2 separate regions of the Mus musculus genome follow, and region 1 is linked to region 2. A link is a contact called in ENCODE POLR2A ChIA-PET data. All regions are on one chromosome and are shown on one strand. The core of a region is the stretch at or near the end of the contact, and the rest is flanking DNA. Distances in the headings are between cores, read along the strand shown.

What was found. ChIA-PET counts read pairs that join two places held with the same protein, here RNA polymerase II (POLR2A).
Region 1: POLR2A ChIA-PET joins it to region 2 with 21 read pairs in embryonic stem cell. The contact joins the promoter of Trip13 here to the promoter of Slc12a7 in region 2. POLR2A ChIA-PET finds 5 or more read pairs at or near these places in 4 of 5 experiments (Patski and embryonic stem cell).

What each region holds. Positions count from the first base shown.
Region 1 is chr13:73,934,948-73,940,456 of GRCm38, forward strand. It overlaps Trip13 (thyroid hormone receptor interactor 13), which reads right to left and starts at 2,820. Exons shown (of 13, transcript NM_027182.2): 1 at 2,543-2,820; 2 at 1,160-1,325. The coding sequence starts at 2,634. Brd9 (bromodomain containing 9) reads left to right here and starts at 2,881. Exons shown (of 16, transcript NM_001378947.1): 1 at 2,881-2,998; 2 at 3,487-3,701; 3 at 3,918-4,050; 4 at 5,290-5,350. The coding sequence starts at 2,947.
Region 2 is chr13:73,761,048-73,767,284 of GRCm38, forward strand. Slc12a7 (solute carrier family 12, member 7) reads left to right here and starts at 2,650. Exons shown (of 24, transcript NM_011390.2): 1 at 2,650-2,843. The coding sequence starts at 2,720.

The sequences.
Region 1 (5,509 bases), core at 1,570-4,069, 170 kb after region 2:
CTGTCACTACAAGAAAACTCAAGTTTTGTAATTTGCCTGCTGACTCTGGATTTAACTATGTAGTCAAGAAACCTAAGTATTAATCACTAGATTATATCCAGGGCACATCAGTAGGAAGCTGAACCTCCACCCCATCATTCTGTCAACAAGACGGTCAATATGAGAAGGACCCAGCAGGTCCATAGAGACTTGAACTTGCACTTCATCAAACAGCAGCAAAGTGTCTGGAATGGTCCTCTACTTACAGTGGCCCAGTGGAGGCTTGATCTTAACTTTTCATTTGGAGGCTATGACAACTGTGTCCCTTTTTTTGGGGGATAAAGGCCATGGCGATTTTTTATTTAAATGATCATGCCGTGTTTTCCTTCTGACTCTATACAGAGATGGCAATAACTGTGCTTTGGGTCTTCTCTGAGACCTTTATAATGAATCATACTATGGTCATGACTCCTGTGAAACTGAGGAAAAGACAAAACCAGAGAATTTCTCTAAGCTTCAGGTGTTTGACGAAGAGATATTATAGAATATTTGGTTTCCATTAAAGTGACCGAAGTGGCAATTCAGAGAACTTTAGTATGCTAGAAGTACATAAAAAGAGAATTACGGTCTGTGATGTATTCTAATGCAACCTAATTATTAGTAGGTCTGTTTTCCAACTGTCAAATTTTACTTCCAATTTGTTCCAGGCTCTGTCAAGAGCATCCTGACACACAACATCCCTACTCTAGCACCTAGCTCCAGGACACATAGCTAAAGCTTATCTAGCTACTGTTAGCAATCGGGGACACAACAACAGCAGGATCAGTCACCACAAGCTGCCAAGATGCTACACATTCCTACTCTCGCCACTAGTCACATATCCTTCCTATGTACATGTTCGATCTCCCCTTCTAAAAGGACACTCCCTCCTCTCTGCACTCTTTCTTCTCCCTCCACCTTCACCCAGAAGCAGCCTCTGGATTCTCCCTCCCTAATAAACCTCCCACGTGAGATCTGTTGCCTAAAGTGACTTTATGGAATCTGTTGCTTAGATTGTAATAGCCACCAAAACCAACAGATAGGGTAGTAACCCGCTATCCACGTCAATGTTAGTTATTTATGACAATTACCTCATAATCTCTAAGGGCTCACTTACCAGCACTATGAACTAGGAATTTACCTGAGGGTCTTTAGCCTTTAGTTCTGTGTCAACAATAGACACTGACTGAACATTTCTGCTTAGAAAAGGATCATCAAACTCAGTCCAGACGTAATCTCCAAACACAATATTATGCCGGTTGAGCAGCCTGTAAACACTCGACTTTATATCTTCTTTTTTTGCAGTGCTAGAAAGATAAATAAAACATATATAAAATATCTTAGTTAAGAAAAACACTAAAAGCTGGGCGTGGTAGCACACGCCTTTAAGCCCAGCACTTGGGAGGCAGAGGCAGGCGGATTTCTGAGTTCGAGGCCAGCCTGGTCTACAAAGTGAGTTCCAGGTCAGCCAGGGCTACACAGAAAAACCCTGTTCCGAAAAACCAAGAAAAAAAAAAAAAAACCAAAAAACAAACAAACAAAAACGACAAAAACAAACAAAAAAACAAAAAAAACCCCACTAAAGTATAGCTAGGTCTGGCTGTAATTTCAGCATGCAAGCTGAGACAGAAGAACTTGTTTCAAACACAGACACTCAGACACACACACACACACACACACACACACACACACACACACACAGACACACACCTTCCCTCCCTCAGACCTCAGACATATACAAGAAAGTCATTAGTCAAGATGGGGCTTGGCAGTGTACTGTCTTAGGATCAACTGTAGGGTCCCAGGCCTGCAGTCATACCATCAGCCACCCTCAGGCTAATTAGAAAAAGGAGGTGCCACTAGTTCTTCACACACTACTATGAAAATTAATAAAAATTCAGTGTTTGAGACAAGCCTGAAACATTATGAGCATTCAATCCATGTTAGCAGCCCTTTTAAGGAAAACCTGAAAATGCATAGCTGTAGGGTCTAACCTGGAGTACGTACATAATCTTTGTAACAGGAAATTTGCCACTGGATTCTGGCTTTGCAAATTAAATACTTGCTCTACTGACACTGCACTTCCTTGCACCCCTAATTGACTGGAGATCACTTCTGTCGCTTAGCAGGTCCTATTACATGGAGCTCATCGTTAGGCTGTGCTCCATAGGCCAGTCAGTTGAGAGCTGTGGGGTCCTGCCAGATAGTCTGGGATGGTGGTAGGGTCTGGATGGGATATGCGGCAATGTGAGAGGTGAAACTCAAGAGTAATGTGTGGTGGGATGGAGGGCAAAGTCGGATCATGCTGTTAGGGTCAACTGAAGTGGGGTGGAGGTGTGCTGGGTCATACTAGGTGGGTTCATGTCAGGCTGTTCAGGTCGTGCGAAGTGGGGCCGTACTGAGGGGTGGGACGCTGTGGGGTGGAATCCTAAGAGTTGGGGTAAGGTCGTGCCACTCGGAGTCACGCGTGGTGGGGTCGGATCAGGTCGCGCCCCGCGTGGTCGGACTCCGTATATACGCTCACCTTCCGCTGCGCTGCAGAACCTCCACATGGACCGCGGGCGATTCGGCAACACAGGGAAGCGCTTGCTTCAGGTCGCCCACCGCCTCGTCCATGGCGCCGCCGCCGGGAGCCGAGGGAATGCCGCCGGAGTGAGGCCGCGGTCGCCTCCCTGCGCCCTGTGCGACAGCCTTCTCCGATGTAGGAGGATCCACCTTGGCTAAGGGCCGGCCAAATCCACTTCCGCCGCCCGAGCCGCTCGGCGCTTTGCAACCCGCCCCGCCCCACCGAGCTTCGAATCTGCCGCGCGCTGCGCACCGCCCCACCCTGACCCGGAAGCACTTGGCGGTGGCGAAGGCGCTACTTCCGACTGGCGCAGGTCGAGCTACCGGCAGCCGCTTCTCACCGGATCCCGTGCTATCTCAGCCATGGGCAAAAAGCACAAGAAGCACAAGGCGGAATGGCGCTCGTCCTACGAAGGTGCGGATCCCACGGGCGGGGTCTAGGTTGCCGATACGGGCAGGGGAAGGCGTTCCAGGGGAAGGGCGTGGTCTGTGCTGGGCGGGGTCCCGTGAGAAGGAGGAGCTTAGAGCCAGGTAGTGGACAATCGTAGGAGGGGCGGGGTTAGAGCTGAAAAAGGGAATCTGCTGCGAAGAGGCTATAGGCTTCTTTTTTGGGTCCTGTAGCCACTATGTACCTCCTCTCTGACACCAGGAAGACCCGCAGCAAAAAGAGGGCTTCCGTGAAGGAATTGGGGTCCTGGGTCTCAGGTCGGGTTGTTGTACCCTCGGAATATCCTCAGTGGTGATTTTGTGGTTTGAAAGAGAGGATTGAACACCAATCTGTCAGTTTGAGATTACATAGTCTGTGGTTTTGACAACTCCTTGCTGTCTAGATTCACACCCACAGGGGTGCAGTATTTCTACTCAGTATTTTGCAAGCTTGACCTACGTACGGTCTGTGTGCAGATTATACAGACACGCCACTGGAGAAGCCTCTGAAGCTGGTGCTCAAGGTGGGAGGAAGTGAAGTGACAGAGCTCTCAGGATCTGGCCACGACTCCAGCTACTACGACGATCGCTCAGACCACGAACGGGAGAGACACAGAGAAAAGAAGAAAAAGAAGAAGAAAAAGTCAGAGAAGGAGAAGCACCTCGATGAGGAGGAGAGGAGGAAGCGGAAGGTAAAGGTTCAATGGCCTAAGATGGGTCCCTAATCACGCCTGGCTATACCGTTGCTGCAGTTCTGGGCTTCCAGGGCATCTTCAGGTGATGCCTGTCAGGTGTCAGGAGTGGCTCTTCTTCCCAGTCTGGGGAATGCGCAGACGTGTGCGGAGCCTGCATTACCAGTCTAAAAGGGTTCTGGCTGTTCTGTGCCCTCTATTCTTCCATACTTACAGGAAGAGAAGAAACGGAAACGGGAGAAGGAACACTGCGACTCAGAGGGGGAGGCTGATGCTTTCGACCCTGGAAAGAAGGTGGAGGTGGAGCCACCCCCAGACCGACCAGTGAGAGCCTGCCGAACACAGCCAGGCAAGACCCTGTCCCCAAACATGAGTTTCCTACCTTGTCTATAGCGTGGTTATCTAGTTGTTGGGGACATTTCACAAGCTAAAAATGAGTAAATTCTCTTGAAGACTGGTAAAACAGACACATGGATGCCAGAGACCAACCATATGTGTCCTACAAAACCTACTATATTTTTATTTGGTTGGTTAGTTGTTTTGTTTTGTTTGTTTTTCTGGTTTTTTGTTCTGGTTTTTCGAGACAGGGTTTCTCTGTATAGCCCTGACTGTATAGTACTCACTCTGTAGACCAGGCTGACCTTGAATTCAGAAATCCTCCTGCATCTGCCTGCCGAGTGCTTTGATTAAAGGCGTGTGCCACCACGCCCAGCGAAACAGGGCTTTTTACTGTAGCCCTCTCTGTCCTGGACCTTACTCTGTAGATGAGCTGTCCTTGAACTCAGAGATCTGCCTGCCTCTGGCTCCTGAGTGTGGGATTAAAATGGTGCACAACCACTGCCCAGTTTATCTACAGTATTTTAATCTGGTTAAAGTTTATCGTTTTTTAGTGTAGAAGTTTAGCATTATCTGTTTTACTATTCCAAACAGCACCATCAGGTTAATGTTGCTATATCACTCATATAAGAAAAGCATATATCGTGGAAATATGGGTAATCTCCCGTGGGAAGAAGAGACCCCAATACAGGCTCTCCTGGTAGGTCTGGGTTTCTTAAAGTGACCTCAAGATTGCATGTTGGAAGCTTGAGGTCTTTGGTAAGTTTCTGACTTGGGCAGCCCCTGTCAGGGATGACATTTCACCTGGAATCTCAGTCTTGGCTCTTGGATTCCCTGCCCCCCCCCCCAGCCTTCTAGTATAGAAAGAATGTTTAGGCAAGAGGGTCTCTTCCCTCATGGAGAGAAACTGAGGAGGCTGAGTGTTGGAACATCGATTATCAGGAAACTAATACTAGAATCAGTTACCATGTGATTGTCTGGGGAGTGATTTTTCTCTTTTGAATGTCATCCTTTGGCTGTGGATTCGACCACCCCTGAACTGGAAAAGCCCTGAACTGGAAAAGGTTTTGAGATATGCTGTGTCTCCCTTTGCCAACCTGCCTGTGTTGGGAGCTGTGCCCAAGTTCTCAATTCTTGTTTGGGCTTCAAATGCTGTGAAGTTGCACACCCTGATGAATATGGAGCTTTCTAATGCAGGAAATGAAGTCTTGCTGTTTGATTTGATTCCCTTGCTTTCTCCTTATAAACCCAGCTGAGAACGAGAGCACACCTATCCAGAGGCTTCTGGAACACTTCCTCCGCCAGCTACAGAGGTAACCCGTGTCCCCCCTGTCATCCCCGTGTCCCCCCTGTCATCTAGCAGGGTGTGGGCAGCCTGGGTGCAGGTCACAACTTTAAGGGCCAGGGAGCTCGTATGCTGCATTCCTTCTTCTCCTCCTTTCCCATCTGAAGTTAGTGTTGTGCTGCCTCCA
Region 2 (6,237 bases), core at 1,400-3,899:
TTGTAATCCTAGCACTACTGGGAGATGGTGGGTAGAGACAGGTGACTTCTTGGAAGCTTGGTGGCAGTTAGACTAGGCTCTGTGCCAAGAGTGCCAAACTATCTTGAACAAAAGGAAGAAGGTGCACAGCACAAGCCAGCACACACACACACACACACACACACACACACACACACACACATGCTCACACATCACACTTGGAGAGGGAGGTAGGGAGGGGGCACAATGGACCAAGTGATGCACATCTCATTGCAGCTTGAGAAATTTTACAGTCTAGTGCTCATTGAATAACATGTTCTCAGAGTTTCCCAGTCTCTAACCTCTGCATGCGTGGTCTCATGTCAAGAAAAATGTAGTTTCATAGGTTGAGTATTTATGCATCAGATTTTGGGGTCCTGTCTGGAGCAGGTATAAAGTACAGTTTCATTCCGTTTTTGGTAATCCTTGGAGTCAGCAGAACATCACATCCTTCACATGTGTAGGGAGGTGTGGTAGCTGATGTACTGCCTGTCCACTGGTTCTGTGCGCGCTGCTTACTTTCTTTCAAGTTAAAATACCTGGTGCGACATTGGTCCTGAGGCTCTCCATACTGCGCTGATGGAAACCTTGCATCTCAACTTTGTGGGGATTAAAACATTCCCATAGGCTACTCTGCCCTGTTCCATGGGCTCTTCCTTCTCTAAGTCACCAAGCTCACAGGGCACCCCCTCCCCACTCAAGCTCCCAGTGGACCTGAGTGTATTGACAATAATCTTCCTTAGCTTCACCGGGTACAGCGTTCAGTGTTGTCTGAGTTCCCAGCCTGTGGATATCATGCCACAGTAATAGACCTTGCTGGTGTGCAGTCAGCCAGAAGAAATGGGGCTGAGAGACAGGCACATTTGTAAAAAGGACTATAGCTGGGCATGTCTGTACATGTATGTAATCCCAGTACTTGGGAGGTAGAGGCAGGAGGATCAAGAATTCAGTCATCTTTGGCTCTATATCAAAATTTGAGGCCAACCTGGGCTATGAGACCCTGTCTTTAAAAACAATAGAGGGGGAGGGCAGGGAAAGTGACTGGGGGCTATGGCTTTTTGTAAGATGTGTTGGGTATGATACCAGGGTCTCTGAAATGGTAGGAACCCTCTCCTACTGAGCCTAAGTTTCAAGTGTTTGCCAGTCTGGAGGGTGTTCTGAGGAGGAGAAGGTGGTCACTATTTCCACCTAAGGTCCAGCTGAGCAGGGGAAACAGGTGATAGCCCTTCCCTATTTGCTATGGATAGCTCCTGGAGGGAGGTGGGGTGACAGTATGATCTGAGCAAGTTGTGCCCTATCCCCCATAGGAGCTGGAAACTGTATAAGAGGCCATTCCTGAGTGGCCCATGTTTCCCCCAAGCTCCTTCCTGGCAGAGGGCAGAAAGCCGGCCATACTGGGTACAGTTGGGCTTTCCCAGAAATGGCTTTTCTGAGTTAGTTTCAAAATGTTTTATTCTCATCGGTAGGATATGCAAATCCCTTTAACTCCCGTATCTCAGCCTATCCCAGCGGTGTCACTGGTCCGGCAGCTGCCTTCCAGTCCGTGTCCCTGATTGAACTGGGCCAGGCCACCTGGCTGGCCCTGTTCCACAGGTTGTGAGCAGCTCTAGGCATATCACCTGTGTTTCTCTTTGACCATCTAAAACAGTTTTGGGTGACTTGTTGCACCTGGGGGCTATGGCTTTTTGTAGGATGTGTTGGGTATGATACCCTAACATTTTAGTTCCATTCTCTCTTGAAGAATATTTGTTTCCAGTTTTTCACCAGTCTTTCATTGAAAATGCACAAGGTCCTGAAATTCCGGAAGATCTGTGACTTCCACCATGTGGTGTTCTGGAACTCTTTGCTCGGATCTTCCTGTCACTACTACCTTCGGAATTTACCTGCCCTTGGAGCCAAAGGGAGGAACTGCCACCCTCCAAGTTTGGGCTGCAAGGGTTCCCCAGGTTGGATCGTGGAACACTCCTGCCAGCAGGTACAAAGAGTCTCGGGCTTGGCTGGCTAGGCCTGTCCCAGAGCCCAGTGACCTTCTTGGGTGGGATTACTTAACCCCAGGGTGCACAGCGTCCCCTGATTGGCCATTACTCCCTGGCCTAGGTTAGCAGCCTGACCTGGTCAGGGCCTGGGCCCAGATCACCAGCGTTGGTGGAGATGAGGAGCTGCAAACTGAGAGAAAGGAGCCATGACCTGTGGGGTGGTGGGAGAAGAGCCCCACGGGAGTTTGGAATGAGAATGGAAGAACTGAAGCTGTGGAAGTGGTGAATGACAGGCTCTTGGAGGGCGGGAGGGCTCTGAGCCTGTGTTGTGAGTAGGAATGGGAGGAGGACGCGGTCCTGCGGGGAGGAACTGGTGTCTCTTATGCTGAGGGAGGTCTGCATCTGTGGGCAGTTCATTCAGCGGTGGCCTCTAGGGGTTGGGTTTGTGCGTACCGAGTCCTTGAGGGTACAGGGCTCTGGCGGGGCAACCCTGAGACTGTGGCTACAGGGGCGGAGTTTTAAGGGGTGGAGCGTCTGGTGGGCGTGGTCGTTCCGGAAGCCTCCCGACCCCGCCCCGGGCAAACTTTTCCCGAGCCGTGGGGGCGGGCAGGTGAGGTCACGTGGCGGGCAAGGGCGGGCCGGGCGGACCCCGCCCCTACGCCGGAGTCCGGCGGCTGCTCTGGAGCAGCGTGTGGCTGCGAGGGACAGCAGAGTCTAACGGAGCCATGCCCACGAACTTTACGGTGGTGCCGGTGGAGGCGCGCGCCGACGGCGCCGGGGACGAAGCTGCTGAGCGCACGGAAGAACCCGAGTCTCCCGAGAGCGTGGATCAAACCTCCCCTACGCCGGGTGAGCTTGGCCGCACCTGCAACGGGACAAAGGCAGAGGCTGGGCCCTTCTGCTGCCGCTGGGCCGCTCTGACTCGTTGGTTGGCGGCGGCCCGCGCGGCGCGTAGCGGGGCGATGGGAAGGGGTCAGAAGGGCCAACTGGTATCTGCCTGGCTCGGAGGAGTGACCCGAGACCGGGAGAGGATTCTTGGGCTGGTGGTTTGTTGGCCCTGTTCGTTCAGTTTCTTGAATTCAGTGCTCTGCTCCTTGCTTGAGGCGCCCGCTGCATATCTCCCTGTTGGCCTGACTCAGTCAGCCCTGGGGGCGCGGTTCCCACCTCTCTGCATGGCCTGACTGGAGCATCGAGGCTGGAGCACCGGAAACTACTTGGTTTGGCAACTCTGACGGGACTAGGGAGGAGTTGCAGAGCTACTGGAGGTACCTATGGAACGGGAAGGCCCAGGTGTCTAGGTGGTACCTGGGAGAGCTGGAGGTACAGACCCCTGGATGGGTGATCTCACTGACGGACAGCTTCCTCTGGGCAAGCTTTCTTTTGCTCCAGGATGGCCCAGTGTGGTCAACCGATAAATCCGACTGGGATCCCAGATCTGCCTCCACTGACCTTGGACCAGCCAAACTTCCCTTGGGATCTTAGAGGAAGGACAGAGGCCCGTGTAAGCCTGGGGAGGGGGCTGCGCACTCTGAGCGCGGGCTTCTCTTTGCTGCTCTTTGTTCCTTGGATCCGGAGCTCTCTGGCACTTTCACTTTCCACGGGGTGGTGATGGGCCTGGGAATCTCTCTCCATCCTACTTCTCAGCACCCTCTCTGCTGATGGCAAGTCACCTTGAACTGACTGCTTCCTCCCTGTTCCAACTCTCTTCTAGACCTAGATCCTAATAGGCCCTAATAGGTGAGAGGACCCAGCACAGACCTACAGCTGCAGCTGGCCTTGCACCTACCCCAAGTTTTACATTGGAGGTTTGGGCTCCAGGTTCTGGGTCTGGAAGGAAAAGAGGGTGCAATCCTCAAGAGATGGACGGATCTTTTATATATGGCATCAGAGCTTTTGCTGCTCAGAATACAGGCAGTAGAAACTGCGCTTCCTCTAGTCCATACTTTTAGGAGCCTGCATTCATAGACTAGGAGTGCTGGCCCGGAAGTGGCCTAGCCCAGGTCCGCAGCCTGCCTGTCTCACTCTGTGACCCTCTCCATGAGATGCTGGACTGTCCAGCTTTCTCTGCACAGACAAAGCATTCTATGTCTCAGGGCTGCTGCCTGGCTAAACACATAAAATCAGTTGTAAGGTGGAGGCAGAATCTAGAAGTCCAAACTCAGTGTCCATCAGCCAGGGAAGTGTGAAGAGGGTCAGCAGCATCACAGAGACCCCCAGAGTAGAGCCCCCAAAGCCCTTCCTGGTGCCCAGTGGCCTGAGACAGACAATTCTACAATTCTGCAGATGTCCTATATGATTAGTGTCTCAGGCAGAGGTAATTTTCCTTTTGATTCATTTCTTGTTCCCTACAGTATCAGGACTCTCAAGTGGTGCCTGACGCCAGTCAGGGCTGAGGATTCAGCTTCTAGGAAGGGAAGTGACTGTCTGGCTTCCTGAAATTTGCACTGTTAACAAGAGGACAAGCATGCACTTTTAATTCCTTAGTTGTCTTGAGACGAGGTCTTATGCGGCCTTGAATTCAATCTGTAGCTGAAGATGACCTTGAACTCCTGACTGGAGCCTCTAGCAACTGCTTGTATTACAGTAGTGTGTTGCCACACCCACTTTTGTTATGTTTTGTTTTGTTTTTTAAATGAATTGCTGGTCAGGATTGAACCTGGGCTTGGTACTTTGCTAGGCAAATGCTCTACCAACTGAGCCACATCCTGAGTATGTGTGTTTTAATGATCCTTTCACGCTCCAAGCTGAACTTGAGTAACTTGGCTGGGCTTATATAGAACTTGCATTTTGGTGCTCTGTATACTTAATATTTCTATAATGATAATTTTGGAAACTTCAGCCGCTGTACCATGACAGGGATGACTTTGTTGTAGTCACAGTCTGCTGGGGTTTGTCCTGAACTCTTTGCTTTTTTAAAAATTTTTAGTTATTATTTATTTTTGTTTGTTTTCAATTTTTATTATTTTACTTATTTACATTCCAGTCATTGGTCTCCCACTCCACCTCTCAGTACCCCCTCCCACAGTTCCTTATCCCACTTCTCTAACCTCTTGCCTCTGAGAGGGTACTCCCCTCCACTCCCCAGGCCATTCCCTTTCTTGGGGCCTCAAGTCTCTTGAAGATTAAGGGAGAGCTCTGCTATATTTGTGCCAGGGGCCTCTGACTGGCCTGTGTATGATCCTGGTTGGTGGCTCAGTCTCTGGGGGGTAAGTTGAGATTGCTGGTCTTCCTATGGGGTTACTCTCTCCTTCAGCGTTTTCAATCTTTCCCCCAATTCAACCATAAGGGTCTCCGACTTCAGTTCAATGCTTGGGTTTAAGTATCTGCTTCTGTCTCAGTCAGCTGCTGGTAGGGCCTCTTGGGGGACAGCCATGCCAGGCTCCCGTCTGTAAGCACATCATAACATCAGGAATAGTGTCAGGCCTTAATGCCCCCTTATGAGATGGATCCCAAGTTGGGCTGCTCATTGGACCATCTTGTCCTCATTTCTAACAGGAGCGCCAGATACCAGCCAGGAGTAGGGAAGGGATCTCATACTTAGTTTTTTGGTGGGAAAGTCCTGTAGAGGCAGGATGAAGGCTTTTCAAAGGTTGCCTGTGTGGATCTACACCATGTGTGTGGGCATCATTTGTGTGGTCATGTATGTGGGTATATGTGTGGGCTACAGGCCAGAGCCAACTTGCCTGGTCACAGGAGTCATCTTTGAACACTGCAGCCCTGCCCTGTCTTGCCCCCTATTCAGATCCCTTGGTAGTTCTTGGAAGTACCATTTTCTAGAGATGTCTCCTGCGTGTTGCTTGTGATGGAGTGAGTTTGGAGACCTCATTAGGTCTACACAGATCCAGGCTGCAGTTGAACTGGACCCTCATAGGCTATCCAGCTTACACACAGCCAGTGTCTTTGGAACCAGAATGTGGGTCTAGCATCGGACCCACATTCTATCTAGTCTGCCTAGGGATTTCAAGCTGTGAACACATGGCTATAGGGAACCCACAGCCCTCTTGTGCCTGGTACAGATTCTATTTTACCAGGGATACAGGTAGTGTGAGGGCAGGAAGTGAACCTTTCTTTGGGCCATAACCAGGCTGCATCTTAACCTTGACCTCTCCTGGGGCTGAGACCCAGGCAGGGCCTGGGCTGGCAGTTGAGTGGCAGAAATGCAGTTGGTTCTATATTGTAGATAGTGTATGTCTACTTATAAAGTCCTTGGCCCTGTGTGAGGAGCTAGCCTCCCAACACATAT